Regions from separate parts of the Mus musculus genome. Here region 1 is linked to region 2. Evidence: chromatin loops called from intact Hi-C (ENCODE). Cell type or tissue: heart. All regions are shown on one strand.

Region 1 (8,000 bases), 66 kb after region 2:
TGGTGCTCACGACGCTGCTGGAAGGGTCTGTGTACTGCTCTGTGGGGGGTGCCACCTCTGGAGCAGCCTTTTTTTTCTTTCGCTTGCTCAGCAGGAAGTAGGCCAGGCCAGTGATGATTAACATGGAGCCTGAAAAAGATCTGGGAGGTCAAGACACTGGACAGACATGCCATGGAGGAAAATCAGAGGTAGAGCAAGCCTATCAAAAGCACCACTGCTGTACTGTACTGTACAGCCATGCTCAGCACCCTGATAGGTCTAGCCTTCACACACCCACACCAGACTCTGGGGCTGATATGATGGCATGACACAGCTTAAAGGTTCAAAGAGGACCAGTGCTGTGGGGGGCCAGGGTACAAAGGAAGGGATCTGTCTGCTCTCTGTGCCCCACATCCCCTCCATATGGAGAGTTGGTCTTGGTATTGACTTCATTACACCTTCAGTTTCCCTCTTGGGGTGGATTATCAAGGGCAGGCATGTGTGATGGCTTTGCTAGATATGGATTCTGCTGGGGATGTTGGATTTGTTGGATGTCTTCTCACTCTCAGAAATGTGGAGATTCCCCTAGTCCTCACCCAGTGAGCTTGGGGAGATGTGAATTTCTCATGTTCAGTGGCACAGAGACTACTGCTCATGAATCATCTGGGCTAGCCTGTAGACTCTGCTACAGGGTCTGCAGAAGCCAGGAACCTGACCACCAGTGCCCACCAGTCCTAGGGTCTCTTCAGTCTGCCTTTTCAGAGGGCAGGGCTTGTGGTTCACTCAGTGTCAGGGTGGATCCTTCTATTACTTTCTTCAGGGGCCGTGGCACATTTGCTAAAGAGGAGAGCTTAGTCTCCTTCAGTTTAGTCAGGGGCTCTTTTGGTCTTTCTGATGGGCCCTGGGAGGGCAGTGTATGTATAAATAAAGAGAAATCAAAAGGAGGGTTGTAGAAAAGAAGGTAAGAGACAGAAATGTAGAGGTGGGGATGGATGTCAGTTCTGGGGTTAGAAATTGAGCCACCCTGCAAGGCACTAGGAGGAGGAACAGAAGATAAGCTGACATGCTGTTTAGTGTGCCTTCCTAACCCAAGCCTGGAGCTTACAGCCGAGTGGGTAGGTAGCCAGGAGATATGCAAGGGTCTGGGCTGAGGATTAGCCATTTCACTCTTTGAAAGTGGCCAGAGAGAAGACAACTCAGAGTCCCGGTCAAAGGTCCAACCTCTGGATGGCTACGTCCAGGAGGGCTTCACCTCAGGATGTTCCCACTGCTTGGTCAGCATAGTGGACATCTGACAGTCATGCTCACATACTGGGTCAGAGAGGGTAGACAGGCTGGTAGGGACTCTGAGAGACAGAACCTGCTCCTCCTACTTAGGTCACATCTGTGAAGGACCCACATATGTCCACTACCCCTGGTGCTCCTACCTGGAATGGTCACATGCCAGACCAGGACAGGGTGGAGGAAGCAGGCCACTGACAGCAGCATGTAGGCGAGGAACTTCTGGAAGCAGCCCAGCCAGTGGGCCCTCTCCTTCGCTCTGTGTGCCAGAGACCCCGGCTGGCACCTGGGGGATGGGGTTCAGCATTATCAGGTTAGTAGAAATCATTACCCCAAAGTCCCAGCTCAGCAGAAGGCCGTGGGAGCCTGGGGCTGAGCCCTGCAGTATCTGTGATCTCTGCAGTAGCCCTTGATGGAGTATCTGCAGGGGATGGAGTCACAGAAGCCCAGGGTCCTCACACTAGGTTCTCTGGTTAGGAGGCTTCCTTGGGACACCCCAGAGGGTCCACAGGCTTCTTGCAACCCATGTGTGCTTTCAGCCATGGTTTTGACCAACAGGAAAGGGAAGCTGATGGAAGTCTTTGGAATTTGGGGGAAGTCTTTAATGTACAAGTAACAGTACAGTACAAGAGCCATCACCCCAGGATCACTGTGTGGATGGAACACTGCACACTACACAAAGAATAAACATACTGGGATTTGGCTGCATCATGCTCGCTGTACCCTGCCAGGCACAGGGCAGAACAGGCCTGGAAAAGCTTCATTTTTTAAAACTGACACACAGGGATCATTCAGGGTAAAGGCAGAGCCCTGATGCTGAGCAGATTTCTTTAGGGACGTGGCCTATAGGTTTCCTTACAGGCAAACTAAGACAATGCCTGTCCTTGGACCTTTGATGCTCTCAGAGCATCACTGTCCACAGGACCTTGCCTGCTATAGCTCCTTGGCACCATCTGGTGTCGGTCTGTGGGTGTATATGTTCATGTCCTTGTGCAGTGGGAGATGATGCAGACAGGACTCTGAGACTAAAACATTTCTGCACATCCCTGCAGTGTCAAGAATCCTTTGAGATACAATTCAGCACAAAGGGGAGCATGCTTCTGCCTAAAGGCTGAGCCTCAGAAGCAGGTACTAGACCCCAAAGTGCTAAGGTCTGGATCTCACTGACCATTTGAGAACCTGGCTACCTGGGCTTTGTTAGCCACAGTCCAGGGTCTGAGCCCTTACCACACTGATGGCCATTTTGACACAGTGAGCACCGGCTAGGCAACAGTGTTGCCTTTGTGGTCTGAATGCTGGAAGAGGCAGAGCCAGTTACTCCACACAGCTCTGTCACCTGCAAGCTGAGCCTTCCACTTGGAGTGGACAACCTGGATACTGGCCCAGAGACTGAATGCCCTGGGGTAGGGAAAGCTGACTTTTCCAGGGAGTCTGGGTAGAGTCAAGCTCCGACTGGATTTGTCCAGCCGAGAACAACAGAAAGCAGGTGATGGAACTGTGCTGACCTCAGCCATCTCCAGTCCTGGTCTTGCCTGCTTCTGGAAGGAGAACCGGTCCACAGTGGCCCAGCAGGACAACCTCAGCCATGGCCTGCAGGTGAGGGATCTGTCTGGGGCTGGACTGGGAAGGGATGTAAAGATTACTCCTGGAGGCTACTCACTTGAAGCAGATGGCCAAGAGTTGAGCCACAAAGTAGGTCCCTTCACACACAGAGATGGTGACTCCTGTAAACCTGTGAGGGGGGAAAAATGTGAGGGAGGCCCCCCTGTGGGTCCCCCATTGATTTATCAAGGTTGTCTGCCTATGTCTCCTCTGATTCCCAGACATCTTCACCGACACACTGGCCAGGATCCCTGCCCCCATCTATTCATGTCTCCATTAAACATCCCACCAGTGCTGCCTAGATGGCACACAGGTCTTGACTAGAGTGGCTGGAGGAGAGGTGAGGAAGAAGCTGAGGCCAGCAGGTAAGATGGCCTGTACTCGGTATTTTAAGTGGACACTGGAAGGTGTGTTCTTTGCCTGCTGATCCAGCCTTGAGTTTGGGCACTGTGCTGGTTAGCTATTTTGTCAACCTGGCACAAGCTACAGTTATCTGGGAAGAGGGAACCTCAACTGAGAAGATGCCTCCATCACACTGGCCTGTAGGCAAGTCTGTGGACATTTTCTAGACTTGTGATTGATGTGGGAGGGTCCAGCCCATTGTGGGTGGTGCCACTCCTGGGCAGGTAGTCCTGCATTGTATTAAAAAAAAAATCACAAGCCATGGTGAACTAGGTGGTAAACAGCTTTCCTCTATAGTGTCTGCTTCAGTTCCTGTATCCAGGTGCCTTCCTTGAGTTCCGGCCATGACGTTCCTTTGTAATAGATTGTGCATGGAAGGGTAAGATAAATGGACCCTCCACAAGGTGCTTTTGGTTGTGGTCTTTATCACAGCAACAGAAAGCAAACTAGGATGGTCCTGATGACGATCCCCCCCCCCCCCCGTCTTCTTTTCCAATAGTTTACCCACCCAGAGCTGATAAGTGCCTTCTTGAAATTCCTTCAGATACAATTCCATTCTCTCTGGCCTCAGGCTCTGTCCCTTGGCTTTCTTGACTCACTAGCCTGTATCTCCTATTCCTCCATTATCACCACCAGGCTGGCAAGGCCTCTGGGACACACTGATCTGAAGGTGTTTGCCCTCATCCAGAATGTCCATGCTCCAGGCATTCTAAAATCTGTCTCCTCAGGCAGATGTGAAATCAAAGGTTTTTTTCTGTTTGACTTCTCTCAATTTTATATATTTAGAATCCTTGTGAATAAAGCTTCAATTTTTGTTTGAAGAGCATTCCTGGTCCATAGAAACTACATACCATTTAAATCCCCTTATGAGTATCCATAGGTAGTACAGGGCCTTTGTACAAGCTGGCCATTTTTTGGAAGGTCTTACCTTCCCTCTGTTGCCCATTTGGTGAACTCTTGTTATCACAATGTCTACGAGCTTCTAAAGGATTTCTCTGTATAATTAGCATGTGAGACCTGGGCCCACCCTGGGCAGGACTTATGGAGGAGTGCCCGTGAATACCCATCGAGGTGAAAGGTAGTGAGGGTAGATGCAATAGGGGGTTCAGGACCATTGTTTCCTTAGGGTCATGGGTCTGCTTCTGTTACTGATCAGCTGTGTGCATGTATGTAGAGACTTGGCCTTTCTGTGACTCAGTTTCTCACCTGTAAACCAGGGGTAACTATAAGGCTTCATCAATGAAATTATTACCAATTAGATGAGTAGATGTCTACAGGTTTCTTAGAGCTGTGCTTAGAATGTAACTAAATTTACATAGATGCTTTCCCTCTCTGTGTGATTATAATATTTAATTTCTTCCTTTTCTTGCTTTCCTCAGCATCTGCCCAATTCTTCCCCCTTTAGTTTTAAAATGATGGGAACATAATGATTGGAATGTGCCAATCACAACCTAGAAGCCTTATAGAAATCGACTCCTTTGATCTTTGCAATGCTTTTATGATCAGCAGTTATACTAATGTCAGTTATGAATGAGGAAGCTGAGGCCCAGACCCTTAGCCAGAACTACACAGCTCATCGGTGGCAGGTGACAGATGGGAATCATCCCCAAACTTTGGAGATTGTGAGACTAAGAAGCACTCAAAGCCATGTGCTTTGCAGAAACTCTCAGCAGAGCCATTTCCTACATCCTGGGGCAGAGGGCAATTGAGACTTGGTGGGTAAGTGACTCATTCAGACTTTCTGTAAGGTGCTAGTGAGGGAGGGAGTGAGGGATGGCAGGACAAGGACTGGTGCTGATATGTGGGTGTCAAATTGGGTGAGTGTGAGGGGCAGGGAGACTTGAAGCTGGAATGGACCCAAGGATGACTGCCTGGGCACTGAGTCCTTTCAAGACAGGACAGAGCCCTAAGGAAGAGCTGGCACTGAGGGCAGAAGGTATCCTCATTACCTAATGAACCACACTGGTGCATTACCAGTATTTGGAGAGGAGGAAGGTTCACCGTTGCTGCAGGGACCCAGGGAGACAGTGCCTTGACGGCACTGAGATGTGTTGTGTGCACTTGAGTGCTCCATGGGTACACAGAGCATGACGACCAGGCAGTAGAGAGGGCCAGAAGTCCCCAGGTGCAGCCAAGTGTCAAGAAATAAGTTAGCAATGTAGACATGAGCTCTGAAGGTGGACCACAGCTGGAAGGTGGCAGATGTGAAATTTTCAGGGGCAGCACAGAGCCTACATGGAGATAGGGGGTAGAATGGCAGGCCAGGGCAAAGATCAGCCACAAAAGTGCAGGATATGTTAATGAGGGGGAGGGAATGTCAGCAGATGCATCCTGAGTCCTTGTGGGCAGAAAGAGGCAGTTGAGAGATTGTACAGCTGGGACACAGATCCTTCCTCCAACATTCCTTTTGCTAGCAGCCTAGGGCAGGGTTGTCATTGGCTCAGGGAATCCAACTCCCTCACTGTCTGTGACATCCCTGCACAGCCATTTCTTTCATGCTAAGGTATATTGGAGCAGCTGGTGGTGGAAAGGTAGAGCCAGCTTGGGAGGCAGAGTCCCAGGCCTTAATACGAGATCTGTTGCTCACTAGCTCAATGACTTAGGTTGGCTGCTTAGTCCTGAATTTGACCATCTCTTCAACTAGGACACTGTGCATGCCTCTCATGGTGCTAAGCTAAATGATGTAATGTACATAAGACAATGAACTGTACTTGCCATGAAAGAGAACTATGTATATGTATATATGTACACACATATATGCATTGGTGTTGGCTGAATAAGGAAATGATTATAGGGACTCATAGATGTTAGAATGGGTAGGTAGATGAGTAGATGGTGCATAAAAGGGTAGATAGATGGTTGTGTGGGTAGGTGGATGGATGGATGGATGGATGGATGGATAAGGGACTAAGTAGTCAGATGAGCAGGTGAGTAGGTAAGTCTGTAGAATGGGTAGGTGGAAACGTGGTGGGTGGATGGATTGGTAGATGGAGGAGTGATTTGATGAGAAATAGATGCATCTATAAATGGGTATATTTAGTAGGTAGGATGTATTGATGAGGTAGATTCATGGATAGATGATGGACAGGTAGATGTGTGGAAGGTTGGGCAGATGCGTCTGTGAGTGTATGGAAAGATGCTGGCTGATTTATGGAATCTTCCCAAACCAGGACTTACCTTAGCATCTACTGCGGCTCCACCTCTGGATGGGGAGAAATTAGCAAAGGAAGTGGGTTACCCTGTGTTACTCTGAGTAGACAGGCATGGGTGAGCTGGAACATGCAGGCAGGGAGAGTGGGTTCTCATACTCACAGCAGATAGAAGGCCAGGCTTTTGAACCGCCCCCGGAGGAAGGTCTCGGTGCCCACTCCAATCAACACTGCAGGGGAAGAGGAGACAAGACAGTGGGTCTGGGCAGACCACTCCACAGCATTGTCCTGTGAGGACTCTTGGCTGAGGCATGCGTTTCTTCCTGAGGTCTGAGGGCTAGGACAGTCCCCTTCCATGTGTACTGACAGCTGTGGTTAGGTAAAGAGAGCAGGAAGGCTTCCAGGCAGTCCCTGAAAACCCCAGGAAGAGCCCGAAGAATACCCTGACCATATAGCACAGGAGCCATTCAAGGTCCATGTGCCCTAGAGACTGCCTGAACTTCAGGTTCATGACTCATCTCTGTGGTGGCTTCCAAGACTTGCCATTCTGGGCCAGGCCACTGTATGTGTTTTACGGCCTGCCATGGGTGAAAATTACCTAGGTTTTACTCTCTTGCCTGGATCACTGAGCTTGTGGCTGACATGTGGCTTCCACAAACATAAGATAGTCGCCCCAAAATTCAGAAGGTGCCTAGAATTAAGGGGATGTTCATTCTGAAGGTGACTCTCATAATCAAACAAGCACTAACTCAGAACTGAAAGAGATGCTCACTGTAAATACAAGGAGATATTTACTCCCTTGTTGGCCTTAGCCCCTCTGAGCTCCTAGAAGAGTAACAGAGGGTGCTTTGCAAGATGCAGTTAGAAGGATTGGACTTCTGGGCTACTTGTGCGCTGACAAGGCTTCAAGTAGGAACCAAGATAGGAAAATCAATAAGCAATGTCAGATAGCGAGTGGAAGGGCTCTTTGTCCACAGTGAGTACATTTGTTTATGAAGCAAAAATAAGAAAATCGGCATATTCTTTCCTCTTGAGAAGGCTGATAAGAATAGACTAGCTCTTATCATGGCTCCATTGGCCATTGCCTATGTCCTCATAACACTCTATCAGGTGTTAAAATGGAATGCCTGGGGCCACCATGACACATGCTTTTGCCTTTTCCAGTATAGGGCAGAGATGTTGAACCTGTTGATATGCATTCCCTGAAACAGTAAGGTTTGTTAACAGAGGAAGTTGGGGAGATTCCTAGCATGGCCCAGAAGCATCCTTTGTGTGCTGAGGTCCATGCAACTGATAGGTGAGCCAGGATGGAGAAGCGGCATGGGGAAAGGCCTGAATTTATGGTAGAAACTTCTGGAAGAGATTTCAAGGAAACCTTGGAATTTGTTGTTTAGTTCTAATCTGCCTGTTTGGGGAGAGCTTCCTTGAGGCAGTAGAATTCACCTATTTTGTACCTGATACTTTTCTTTTCCTTCCTTTATTTTCTCTCTGTTTTTTCAGAGTTGGAGAGCAAATCTAGGGCCTTGTTTATGCTAGGCAAACTCTTAGCCACTGACCTATATTACTAGACCCTTACTAGATCCTTTA
Region 2 (8,000 bases):
TAGTACTGAGTATCTAGTCTAGAGAAATAACTTCAGCCTAAGGTGTTACTTATGTTTTTCACGGGTCGCCTTATATCACCAAAAGGCCCGTGAAATTTCTGGAGGACACTGTCCGCACAGGCTGACTGATTGATTAAAACGGCGGTGGTGAAGAGAGGTTGGGATGTTGCAGGTCCAGAGCATAATTAGTATTCATCTTGGGATGCATCCATTCCTTGTCCACTTCTATGGAAGGATGTGCAACATCCTGACAGATAAAACACAAAATCCCATTCTCCAATCAAAAGGCCAAGAATACTATGTTAGATGACATCTATAGCTGAGATGTCTAAACAGAGCTCTAACCCACCTCTCTGATGTTTCTACAAATGAATTTAAAAGTATCTTGATTTATGGCTTTCTTTGTTCTGTTACTGTCAAACCTTCATGAATTTGGTTGCAGGTTGAAAGGCGGAGTTTGGGTAATCTAAATCTGTGTTCCCTGGGCCATCATCACTTGTGTTTGGCCTCTGAATAAAACTCATGACTTTGAGGAGAGAGCCGTGACTTTGCATCAGCCACTCCTATCAGAGGAAAATGAATGCGTTCAGTGTACTGGGCAGGAACCCCAGCTTGGAGAGGAATTCTGCTCCCGCTCACACTGTGAGTGAACAACTCGGTTTGGAAAGGCACACATGCTTCCTTCCCAGGGGAGTTCTAATGGCTTCAGATTCATCGCATTAAGGCAGACTCCCCTCACTGGCGACCTTGGCTGATCCTGGTGTCCATAAATGCAACTTCCTGCAGAGAAGCAGCACTCTTCTGCGCGGCTGGCCAGATAAGTGAGCTTCTGTGGTTATGGAGGGTTTGGGAGTGTCGTAGGTCCGGAGCCCAGTCATAACAGAGTTTGAGGTATCTCTAGCCATGGAAATAACCACTACTTTGCCCACTTTTGACCTGACATCCTGTGACTGACAGGTAAAAAATATTTTGGGATGTGCTAATTTAACAAAACTGATTTTCTACAACCAGAAGTCCAAGAGTCATCTGATAGCGGAAGCCTGCAGCTGAGGTTCCTCCATGCTGCTATAACCTCCCACTCCATGCTTCCACTAGTGTGTTCCAAAGTGTCTTGTTTTGCAACTTTCTTTATTCTATTACTATGAAACTTCATGAAACTGCTTCCATGTTGGGGCCTGGGATTTGAGGTAACCTAAATCTGTTTCTGGGCCACGGTCATTTATATTTGGTCCCAGCATAAACTCTCTTGACCCATTGACATGTGCAACTCTCCAGAGCTCCAGGCTCCTGGATCCGATTGCTTGGGATCCCGTTTGAATGCGCAGTGAGCATGGCACATCAAACGTTCTGTCCCTCGATAGTCTCCGCCCAGCAATTGACAACCGTGCCTTCACTCCAGCTGCTCAAGCCAAAATCCTCAATGTCACTCTTGTCATGGTCTCCCCTACTCTAAACTTACAAACAACCCTTCTGGTGCCATCTGGGGGTCTTGGCTGGGTGTTTTCTCACCAGCTAAAGAAATAAAAGAGAAAAAAATCCAAGACACAAAAAGGTAAAAAAAACAGAACAACAACAACCACAACACACACACATACACACACACACACACACACACACACACACACACGAGCATTGGAAAAGGAAGTGGTGGACCCACCCATCCCCCAGTTAAAGTCAGTGAGAAAGCAGGCCCCGGAGACAGCTACTGAAAAGCACACAGAAAGAAAGACTCTCCACAAGGTGGAAAGGGGATTCAGAAACCAAAATCCATTTTCCTCACGTGGGGCTATCAGCGCCCTGTTCTCTATCATTTTCCTCATGGGGGGGGGGGCTTTTGGGTTCCCCAGGTTGAGTTCTCACTCTCCTCATTTCATACTGGCTAATGTCCTGTTTGGTGTTATACTACCTTGACCCAGCTAGAGTCATTTGGGAAGAGGAACTCTCAGTTGAGAAACAACCCCTTTCATCCCCTTATGTTCTTCCTGTAGGCATATCTGTAGGGCATTTTTTTTTTTCAATTAACAGTTGTTGTCAGTGGGCCCAGCTCAGTGTAGGTGGTGTCAGCCTAGGCAGGTGATTCTGGGGTATTTAAGAGCACAAGCTGAGTGAGCCCTGGGGAGGAAGGCAGTGAGCAGCTCTTCTTGACTTCTCCATCAGATCCTGATTCTAGGTTTCTGCCCGGCTTGAGTTCCTACCATGGCTTTCTTCAGGAATGGACTCTTACCTGGAAGTGTAAGATGAAATAAACCCTTTCCTCCCCAAGTTGCTTTGGTGATGGTGTTTCATTCCAGCAATAGAAACTCTAACGGAGACAGTTTAGACAGAACAGGGAGCGGACAGACCCGCAGCTCTAGGTAAACATGCTCAGGATTGGCCTTGAACATATCTAAGCAGCCTGGACGGGTCAGCCAGAGGGAGGTTCCTGCTGCCTGAAGAAAGTTCCACCTGGCCTCTGTCTCAGGTCAGAAAGGTGAGAAAGAGGCTGGGAGTCTGCCAACTTTTTTATTTATCTGTGACCCCTTTCCCTAACTGCCTGCCTGGCAGGGATCTCTCCAGCTCCCCATCCCTCACTTTCACAGATTGTTCTGGGCCTGTCTTCACAGTGTGTGTTCAGAACAAAGCCCCTTTCCTGCAATCTCCACAGAGCCTCAAGTGTCAGTGTCATCGTCCCCCTCCCCGCCCCTGCGACTGCATTTGCTTCCTGACAAATGTCCTTTCGGAGCTCAGTGTCACCCTCTGAAAACCAAATTAGATCATGCCTTTCATGGGTCCAAAGCCTCCCAAAGTCTTCCCATCTCAAAACAAAAGCCAATGACCTGACTGTGGCACATGAGGTCTGACACGGTTTGTCAGGTTCTTGGTTGTATTTGCAGGGCTAAGAACCATGCTCAGCAGGCAGGAGGTTCTCAGTACACATTTGTTGCATCAACAAACTGGTAAGATGCTTCTCTGCTTACTTCAATATTTCCCTTATTCTCTTCTAGCCACAGTCCTACAAAGCAGGGCTCACTGTATCTGCCTTGGCCAATAGGTAAATGAAGGCCAGACAGTTGCTTCAGGAGTTCCTGTCTCTGGCTGAAGAGTTCTGGCCAGCAGAGGGAGCTGTTTCTGCAGATGCCAGAGCCCTGAGCTTAATGATGTTTGATCTGCATAATGGTCAACAACTCAATAAGCCAGACACTATATGAACTTTATCAAAGCTGGAATGAATTAATGCACAGCGTTGTTCTCATTAGCTTTTTAAAAAAAGATGTATTTATTTTTATTTATATGAGTACTCTGTAGCTGTCTTCAGACGTACCAGAACATGGTATCAGAGCCCATTACAGATGGTTGTGAACCACCATGTGAATGCTGGGAATTGAACTCAGGACCTCTGGAAGAGCAGTCACTGTTCTTAACCCCTGACCCACCTCTCCAGCCCATCTCATTAGCTTTAATTGTCAAGTTGACACAGCTTAAAATCATCTGAGATGGGCATGTCTGTGGGGAATTTTCTTATTAGGTGATATAGAAGGACCCAGACTGCTGTAAGTAGCACCATTCCTTGGGTAATAGTCTTGAACTACATAAGAAAGCTAGCTAAGAAGAGGCCTGTGAGAAAGCCAGCAAACAGCACTCCTCCATGATTTCTGCTTCAAGTTCCTGCCCTGTCTTCCCCTCAGTGATGGACCTGATGGCTGAAATAAATCATTGTTCCCCTAAATTACTTGTGGTTTGTGTTTTATTCCAATGATAGAGACTAAACAGTAACACACGAGAAACATGATTTATTGCTAATTTTATTACTAAACTGTTGTCATACGTGGTTGGTGCCAGCGGTGAGCAATGGTGGTGGGCACTGGTGGACTAGGAAAAAATGCAAGAGCCAAAATGCACTGAGACTACTAGTCATGAGTCGTAAGTCTTTGTTGCCTCACTTAAAGGTAGAGAGAGCATCCTTCTTGCCTGTATAGAAAAAACAGCTACATCAGCTACAAAAGGCCCAAAGGGATTGAGATTAGGCAGGCAGTCAAAGAGTGGTGGCGTTTTGGAAGGAGACAAATGTGAGGAAAGAAAGGAGCAAAGCCACTGTGAGTGGAAAGACTGGGAGGGAAGCCTGGGGAGAGGCCTGGGCCAGGAAAGGACACGAGCATCAAAGTGGCAAAGAAAAGCGGTGTGAGCAATCAAAGCCCCATGCCCTGGGTCATATGTTAGCATAACACATCCGATTGCTACACTTCAGCCAGGTCTGAGGAACCTTTAAGTTCTTTAACACTACCATAGCACGACCATAATGGCTGTGTGGGACATCTTCTTTGATCTTTGTTCTTTTCTGTATTGGGGGGTGGGGGCAATTCTCAGAGTCCCCAGTGCAGCAATTCTCAACCTGTGGGTTGTCACAACCCCTTTGGGGTCTGATGATCCCTTTCAGGGGTCGACGAAGACCACTGGTAATATCAGATATTTACACTGCGATTCATACATAACAGTAGCAGAATTACAGTTGCGAAGCAGCAACAAAAGTAATTATTATGGTCGGGAGGTCTTCACACCATGAGGAAGTGTATTAAAGGATTGGAGCATTAGGAAGGTTGAGCCCCACACAACCTAGAGTGTGTAGCTCCAGATGAGGACTTTACTAGGGGACTCAACACTGCTCAAGAACGGATGGAGGCAACACAGTGGCCCAGAAGCAGCCCCGATACACACGCTCCCACCGTCACTCTGCTTCAATAGCATGTCCCAAGGAGTCCGGGGATCCAGGATCGATCAGAACACACCATGGGTACTATATAGTCCCACAGTTTCTGAGAGATGTATAGTCTCCTGTGATGCTGAGATTTCTGGCCTTGTTATGGCAATAAAGCTATGACTCTCAGTAACCTTGAGAGCTAGGAACCATGTTTACCCCTATCTGACTGATGGGGAAATTGAGGCAAGTAACTTCCCCAGTGTAGAATCCAGTCTGACGTGATGAAAGGCATGCTCACTATACCTGCCATATTGCCTACCAGCTGACCTTGGCCCACATCACCAGCCCTGTGAGACAAAGCTGTTAGGATACCCAAGCACTCTGTGCTGGTCACTGACACACAGTATTCTTAACTCATACTGGATGTGACAACAGCTTTGGAGAGAGATGTGGTATATACTGGTTAACTGCAGCCCACACTTGTCTGGAGTGATGTAGAAACGTCTTACTCCTACTTGAGATATGAGGATCTTCTGCCTTGTTGCTTCTCAGGCCACGGAAGGAAGCCTGTGAATCCATAAGTTACACTCTGCACTCTGGGGTCGATCTGTGCCTCCGGTTCGATTCACAGCACCTTCTGCCTTTGGCAGCTGGTTCTCACACACGAGGACCAGATGTGGCGAAACAGCCGCATGCACACACTTAACAGAGTCAAGTTTTGGAACCACGTCATTTTTAAGTAAATTAAATTATGAGGAACAGTCACATGTAGTCCTCAGACAAAGGGAGAAGAAGACAAAGGGTAAGAGGAGAGGCCACAGCCTGGGCACCTAGCAGATTTTCTTTCTGGGGAGTCTTAGTTCAGTGACTGTAGCTTCTCTGGAGATCTGCACCACAGGGGCCACTTACCCAGAGTGGGTTGAATATTTAAAGAACATTATAGAACAAGAAATGTAGAACAACAACAACAACAACAACAACAGCTGAGAAACAGCCTAGCAAAGTAATTTCCCTTTTCTGTGGTTTTGTTCCTTAGACCCTGGTCTTCACATAAGTGTTTTGCTACACATGCAGGTGTACGTACATGTACATGAGTAAGCCCTGTATCAGTGAGGAGTGCTGCTGTCATGGGCAGAACTGACCCACAGTCCAGGGACAGCAGGACGGGTCATTTGAATGGCCTGAGTATGGGATCAAACATGCTCTATTTCTCTCAAAGTGGGTCCTTCAGCCCAGGAGCCTGGACAATGAGTCAGTTAGACAAGCCTGAGGCACTGTCTTATGCCCCTTGGGCTGGATGAAAAAGGAAACCCTGGGAATTGCCATGTTCTTAGATTAGCAGCAAACCATTGTCCCAACCCTGCTGGAGGGCACAGAACCCCACCTCAGGCTCTGTGAGGCTCCTGGCACGTCAGCAGCTGGCTAATACCCAAGTGTAGTTCTTGGGGCCTAAATATAGTCCATGCGTCTGGTTGTTTTGAAACGTGCTACTGCCTGGCTGGGACCTAGCAGACTTCCTGCTTGCCACTGATGAGGGTCAGAGGGCCTGAGGACCTGGTAGTCAGAGTACTCCTGATAAGGACATTCCATGGCCTGTCACTCTGCAGCTGTGTTCACACAGTGCAGCTGGCATAATTCCAGTTCCTACCAGATCACCTGAGTAGAGTAAATAAGCCCTCTCTCCTTGCCCTGTGACCAAGAAGCCAGATGTATTCTGGGTGAAAGACTTTGTTTTGTCACTGAGAAAGTCTAAAGGTTATTATTGCTTTAGAAAAACAAGTCTTTCCCCTACTCCTGTTTCCGATCCGTTCTGGTCATTTGATCTGGACAAACAACCCTGTTTATCCTGAGCTCGGGACTTTTGCAATCTTGTAATCACACTGATTTCGACCTGTGCTGTTTACTATGTGAAGCTCTGAGGACAGATCTATTTTGGAAGACAGTCCTTTCTAACCGGGATCTTCACTTTATCTATAGATACCTTTATCATCTGAGAAGTGGAGAACACACCAGAAGGCTGTGACCTCCATCGCAGGTGATAGCCCAAGCGCACTGTGAAGCCACAGCCTCCATAGTCTCAAGTTCTGGGGTTGTTATGCCCTGCAAAGGTTGGTTCTCCAGTTGTCCTCTAAGAGCAGATGTGGCAGGTCAGTCTAACATTTGTGAACACTTCAGAGGAACACAGCAGAGAGCACTGCTCTGTGCAACTTGCTAGAGTTTTTCCAAACTCTAGTCATTCAGAAATTAGTTTTGATAATAGTTTGAAAGTAAAACTTATTTTAAAAAGCCTTAAGTAATATTTGGACAGCTGTGAAACACCACCAAGTTGGTGGCCACTTCCAGGGTTTCCTGTGTCAGTGGTTCCCCCAGCACTGAGTGAGTTCCTGGGTCAGGGACGGAAGCTGTCTCGTGGCTTACAGTACCATTCAGTACCATTCACTCTTAGCTGTCTACTCAATATCAGGCGCATAACTGTCTCCAAGTCTGCTCCTCCAGAAGAGGAATTACCAAGGCTCTGTCTTTGTTCCTCCAGGGTCTAGCACAGGCCTGGCATAAAACAGTCAAGTCAGTTAATTACCTCTGAGCACCGGACAGGCAGATGTCTTGAGGCTAAAAATCCAGTTCAGGTTTTCAATTTCAGAGTCTTTGGCTAGAAGATTCCTTTGCACTTCTGATGCTAAAATTCTGCAATTTAGGATGACTTTATTGCTCAGGCCATCCACAGGCCACCACCAGTGAGTCCTTTCTTGTGTTCTAAAGCAGGGCAGCCTTGCCTCAGGCGTCACACCAATTCTCAGACCGTGCACGAGGTGAAGAAGTCCTGTCAATGTGGACAGGTTCCAACAGGTGGGTGGTTCCTCTGTCAGCTGCAGCTCTTAATAGCGTGGTACAACAGCTTCGGGGATTAGAAAAACAGATCAAGGCAATAAGCACAACAAGAAGAAGCACAAGAAAGGTTGGTCCTGCAGTTTCTGCTCAACACAACAGGCGTTTGTTAAGCACCGAAGAAAGTACAGTGCCAAAGAGGGGAGGAGGCAAGAGACCTCTCTTGGCAGCTGAGCATCTCTGTGAAACAGAGCTGGGTCTGGAAAATCTAGAGGCGACATCTACCCTGCCTTGTGGCTTCCCCCTGCACAGCTGTTCTCACACTCTGCTCTTCAGGGCTCCATGAGTGGCTTCTACATGCACTGCCTTGAAGATGGAACTCTGTCTTCGAAGGCCTTCATCATACTTCTCTTTAAATCCACTGTCCACAGACCTCAGGAGAAGAAGCTGGCCTTTAGTTTGCTGTTAGACAATCATTCCCAAAACTGATATAAACCAC

The links. Hi-C counts contacts between places; a loop is a spot of excess contacts. Peaks named below come from ENCODE experiments on the same cell type or tissue, not always from the same donor. Only the 100,000 strongest peaks of a DNase experiment are listed, where the experiment ranks them.
Region 1: a loop joins it to region 2, with 8 times the contacts of the local background. A loop is called at or near these places in 8 of 42 quality-filtered maps.

The regions. Positions count from the first base shown.
Region 1 is chr6:116,695,401-116,703,400 of GRCm38, forward strand. Tmem72 (transmembrane protein 72) reads right to left here. Exons shown (of 5, transcript NM_178768.4): 2 at 6,577-6,643; 3 at 2,921-2,992; 4 at 1,407-1,546; 5 at 1-129. Among named protein-coding and RNA genes, the nearest start is that of Tmem72, 17 kb to the right of the region's middle. In heart, a CTCF peak has its summit at 2,238 (motif pointing left); no DNase peak of the experiment used is centred here.
Region 2 is chr6:116,629,244-116,637,243 of GRCm38, forward strand. It overlaps Rassf4 (Ras association (RalGDS/AF-6) domain family member 4), which reads right to left. Exons shown (of 11, transcript NM_178045.4): 11 at 3,765-8,000. Among named protein-coding and RNA genes, the nearest start is that of Zfp422, 4.2 kb to the left of the region's middle. In heart, a CTCF peak has its summit at 3,090 (motif pointing right); DNase peaks (open chromatin) are centred at 688, 3,088 and 6,158; H3K4me3 peaks cover 218 bases; H3K27ac peaks cover 4,383 bases.